Regions from separate parts of the Homo sapiens genome. Here region 1 is linked to region 2. A link is a loop called in an ENCODE intact Hi-C map of the cell type or tissue named here. Cell type or tissue: K562. All regions are shown on one strand.

Evidence for each region. A loop is a pair of places that touch in the nucleus more often than their neighbours do. Peaks named below come from ENCODE experiments on the same cell type or tissue, not always from the same donor. Only the 100,000 strongest peaks of a DNase experiment are listed, where the experiment ranks them.
Region 1: a loop joins it to region 2, with 9 times the contacts of the local background. A loop is called at or near these places in 41 of 110 quality-filtered maps.

The regions. Positions count from the first base shown.
Region 1 is chr11:3,344,494-3,346,993 of GRCh38, reverse strand. No RefSeq gene overlaps it. Among named protein-coding and RNA genes, the nearest start is that of ZNF195, 33 kb to the left of the region's middle. In K562, no CTCF peak of the experiment used is centred here; a DNase peak (open chromatin) is centred at 1,133.
Region 2 is chr11:3,407,893-3,410,392 of GRCh38, reverse strand. It overlaps the pseudogene TSSC2 and the pseudogene FAM86GP. Among named protein-coding and RNA genes, the nearest start is that of ZNF195, 30 kb to the right of the region's middle. RefSeq lists enhancers at 106-606, 607-1,107. In K562, a CTCF peak has its summit at 1,477 (motif pointing right); a DNase peak (open chromatin) is centred at 1,504.

The DNA of each region.
Region 1 (2,500 bases), 63 kb after region 2:
CCCACCTCAGCCTTCTGAGTAGCTGGGACCAGAGCTGCATGCCACCATGCCTGGCTAACTTTTAAAATTTTGTAGAGATGAGGTCTCTGTTTTGCCCAGCCCAGGTCGGGGAGCGGAGGGATGTTGGAAGAAAACGGGCACCTCCAGGAATGTCCACTGTGAGGCACCACCCACCAGGGCCGGGGATTGGTGGAGAGGGAGGATAAAGCCCCAGGGTTGCTGACGCAGCTCCCAGACAGGAGCTGGTTTGGTGGAAACCAGAGCCCTGGTCTCCCTCCAACTGCTCCGGAGCCTCCCGCTACTCTACCCCATGCGTCCTGCTGCTCTGCTGATCGACTGTCCCACTGACCTGTAGCTGAACCTCCCACCAGGGCTTGAGGACTTAGTTTGAACTGGTTCCTTTCCCAGACCCCTTTCTCCTCCACCTCCTCCTCCTCCAGGTGCCCAACAGCCCCCCTTCAGTCCCCTCCCCTCCTCTCCTCTCCCTTCCCTTCCCCAACTGCGATCCCATCCCCATCCCCATCCCTATCCCCTTCCCTCCCCCAGCCCTAAGCCACCCCCACCTGTGCCCTGGCCACCTCAGGGCGCCCTGAGAGGACCAGGACATGCGGCTGCGGTGGCTGCTCTTTTGGTTCCTCGTGCTGGGGTTTCCCAGCCATCAGTCCAGCCACGTGAGTACACTATGGACCCGCGGGGTTCCTTCCTTTTCGTTGGGCTGTCACGGGGCATGAAATAACACAGCTCACGCCCATAATCCCAGCACTTTCGGGGCCCAAGGTGGGCAGATCGCTTGAGTCCAGGAATCTGAGACCAGCCTGGGCATCATAGCAAAACCCCATCTCTACAAAAAATTCAAACAATTAGACGTGGCAGCGAGCGCCTGTAGTCCCAGCTACTTGAGAGGCTGAGGTGGGACGATCGCTTGGCCCCAGGAGGTGAGGGTTGCAGTGAGCCAGGATCGCCCCACTGCACTACAGCCTTGTCAACAGAGTGAGACCTTGTCTCATACAAAACGAAGTGAAATGTCATTTGAGTTCTGTGTCATCTGGTTTGATGACTTTCTAGGAACTTCTGAGTCATCTGTGTCTTCTGCTCTTGGGAGCTGCCTCCAGGGAGTCCGTGTCCAATCAGAGTGATGGGGCCCCAGAAGCCCATCGGATGGGAGAGAAAAGAACTGCACCCTGCTGGGATGTTTGCAATGCGGAGTCACCAGGAGTGACATGACCAGGATGTGAATGAGGACTCTATTGTCCTTTGTTCTGTAAAACGTGTCTTGTGCAGATGGTTGATTTACCCAAAGCAGAAAGGGTCTTAAAGTCCTTATAATTGTCCAAATGGAAAGAAATCACAGGTTTCTACTTTGAAAGGTTTCACCCTCACATTATAAAACCTCTCCACTATGCTCAGGAGAGGGCATCTTATAGAGATGAGGGTATTTGTTCTGAGTGGCATGCACCAGATTCTCAGAGAGGGAGCTGGAGAAGCCCAGTGATGGGGAGCAACCACTGCGTCAAGGCAGACTCACCCCACATGAGTGCCTCCAACTCCAATCAAAGAAGAGTCTCTTGATTCTTTTGAGTCTATGAAGGAGGAAGTGTCTTGATGATCTTGGTTGGAATGTTCTTGCCTTTATCTGGCTGCCTTTTCATAGATCAGTTACACTCTCTTTCCCTACCTCACCTTTGAAGACTTGGATACATTTTCCTCATTGCATTTTCCACGTCCACCCTTGCTCATGGCCGTCGACTGTCAGAACCTAAGCTTTTCCTGGCCCCATTGGACCTAATCTGGGTAGGAGCCCGCTACTGATAACCTGCATCCAGATAATTGTCAGATGTGACAAGAGTGCCCAAGACGGAGGATGTTTTCCTGGTCAGTGACAAGATGACCTTTGTCCTTCTTGTGCATTTGATCCACATCTTTAATTAACCATTGTGCCCAGAGCTCCTGCCTCCTTTCAGATGGAGGCTACTCAGCGACAGTGCATCTCTCCCAGGAGCCCAGGCTGCACTCACCTCCGCTGTGAGGCTGAAGACAAAAGTGCCACAGAGCTCAGAGGCTGCTTTCTAGAGAGGTTTGATTTGCACAAAACTGAGTCTTGGTATGTGGATTGGTCTTAGTTGCATTTTGAATTTATTTTCTCCCCCAATACTTGTAAATCCAGTGTTTGTAAAATAATATGTGTGCCTTGTGTGGTGGTGGCCATACATTCCAGGAAGTTTGTATTGCCTTCCATGTGGATTTCCAAGGGTGCTCCTGAGTGCTTCAGGTGCAATGCTCTAAAATATGAAGGTGAACTCTTTTTAGTGGTTACTTGGTATCGTGTTTTTAACTGACCTCAATTCTCACAGTTTCAATCATAATTCCAAGGAGACTATGTTATGCAAATCTGTATGGACTTTGAAAATCTGACATGAAGTTCCCCGTTTCGGCAGAGGTGAATATTGGTTTTCAAAAGTTAATGTTTATAGATACTGGCTAAACAACAATCTGTGATTAT
Region 2 (2,500 bases):
ACGAAGAGCACTTGGAGATGGCAATGCTGAACCTCACACTGTAGGACTCACACACGACTCCAACGGGATTGTGAGAATCAAGTCACTCTCGTGGGAAGAGTTTTTATATGGGAAAGCGGATAAAACTTTCATTGGACTGGAATGTTTGGAGAATGTTAATTTCCAAATCAGGAACCACAAACTGCCCTCTGATAAGACATCGGCTATCTAAGCTTGTGGGTGCTCCCTTTCTGCCAGCAGTTCTGGTTCTTAAGAAAATCGCCATCAATCAGACATGAAAACTCTGGCTCCAAAAATAGCATTTTCTTTGTGCAAATAAAAACGTGTGTATCAAGTATGATGTTCCCCCCAACGTGGACACACTCGGTTCCTCACAAAGCCAAGCCCGCTGCAGCTGCCACATCTGTGGACACACTCGGTTCCTCACAAAGCCAAGCCCGCTGCAGCTGCCACATCGGTGGACACACTCGGTTCCTCACAAAGCCAAGCCCGCTGCAGCTGCCACATCCCTGGACACACTCGGTTCCTCACAAAGCCAAGCCCACTGCAGCTGCCACATCCCTGGACACACTCGGTTCCTCACAAAGCCAAGCCCGCTGCAGCTGCCACATCGGTGGACACACTCGGTTCTTCACAAAGCCAAGCCCGCTGCAGCTGCCACATCGGTGGACACACTCGATTCCTCACAAAGCCAAGCCCACTGCAGCTGCCACATCCCTGGACACACTCGGTTCTTCACAAAGCCAAGCCCGCTGCAGCTGCCACATCCCTGGACACACTCGGTTCTTCACAAAGCCAAGCCCGCTGCAGCTGCCACATCCCTGGACACACTCGGTTCCTCACAAAGCCAAGCCCGCTGCAGCTGCCACATCCCTGGACACACTCGGTTCCTCACAAAGCCAAGCCCGCTGCAGCTGCCACATCGGTGGACACACTCGGTTCTTCACAAAGCCAAGCCCGCTGCAGCTGTCACATCGGTGGACACACTCGGTTCTTCACAAAGCCAAGCCCGCTGCAGCTGCCACATCGGTGGACACACTCGATTCCTCACAAAGCCAAGCCCACTGCAGCTGCCACATCCCTGGACACACTCGGTTCTTCACAAAGCCAAGCCCGCTGCAGCTGCCACATCCCTGGACACACTCGGTTCTTCACAAAGCCAAGCCCGCTGCAGCTGCCACATCCCTGGGCTTATGGTGCAGCAGGTGCTTTTTTCAAGACAGGAATCAAAATGTTAGGAACACGGCAGAAAGGTGACACCTGGAGACCAAACGCAGGATGAGGAGTACTGCAGAGGTCACAGGGAAGTCACAGAACAGTAATACGCTAGCAGGGGCATGGGGCGTGAAGAACAGAAGAAGAGAGGAAGTGTTTCCGAGCCTCCAGAAAAGAAATCAGAGCCAAGCACAGCTTCCCGGGTCACAGAACCAATTCATTCACCAGGTGGCACTACTGCCATCATTTCAGCTTCTGGCCACTGGGAGGCGCTGCTCGAAAGGATTTGCCCTGAGACTCTGAGAAGAAGCTGTGGGAAGGACAGCAGGGGTCCCGGGGTTTTAGCCTCTGGCCCAGGAGTTATGTGTCCATAACCAAAGGGAGCACAGTCTGCACCCAGCTCTAATCCCATCGGAGCTGCTGCGACTCCCGCAGGTTCTTCCGGAACTGGTTTAGCTTGCCCGCAGGATCAGGAAAGTTTGAGAAAAGCACCTGCAAAAAAATAAAGAGCAGAGCTTACCTCATTGCCTGTCCCCACCCCATCCCATGTCACCACCTGGCTGACCCCAGGTCCCCTACCCAACAACAACCCCTCCCAAGTTCCTAACTCCCTCACTTGGACTCGAGACTCTTCATGCCCCAGCAGCGCTCTGCCTCCAACTTGACATCATGCTTTCTGGAAACTTCCCCGTATGTCCCACTTTCCCACACTTGGTGCCCTGGAGCACCTCCTGGCCTCTACATGCTGTATGTTCCCCTGCGAGCACCCTCCTCTTGGCCTCCGGCCAAGTCCCACCCATCTGTGGGTAACAAGGGGGTGTCGGTGTTCTTTTCAGCCTTGCTAAACTGTCTGAATCAAGGATCACAAACTACAGCCTGCAGGCCAAATCCAGCCCACAGCCTGTGTTTGTAAATAAAGTTTTATTCGAACAAAGCCACACCCCTTAATCGACAGATGATCTGTGGCTACTTTCACACCACAACAGAGTACCATGGTTCTGACAGAGACTGGGGGACCCAGTCTAAATGACTTCTGACCTGGACCTTTACTGAAAATCCTGCCAATCATTCTGTTGGCAAGAATGATGTATTACTTTTAGCAATAAGAAACAAGTAACCTTTGCAGAATTCCACCCATCTTTCAAGGCTGGTCCCAGAAGCTCCCTTTGCCCACGCACCTACCTGACCCTGATCACTTCCTAAACTGCAGCCCGGCCCACCCGGCTCCAGCATCATTTGTGGAATGTCAGCTCCATAAATCCAGAGGGCAGGTGGGGGTGTGTCC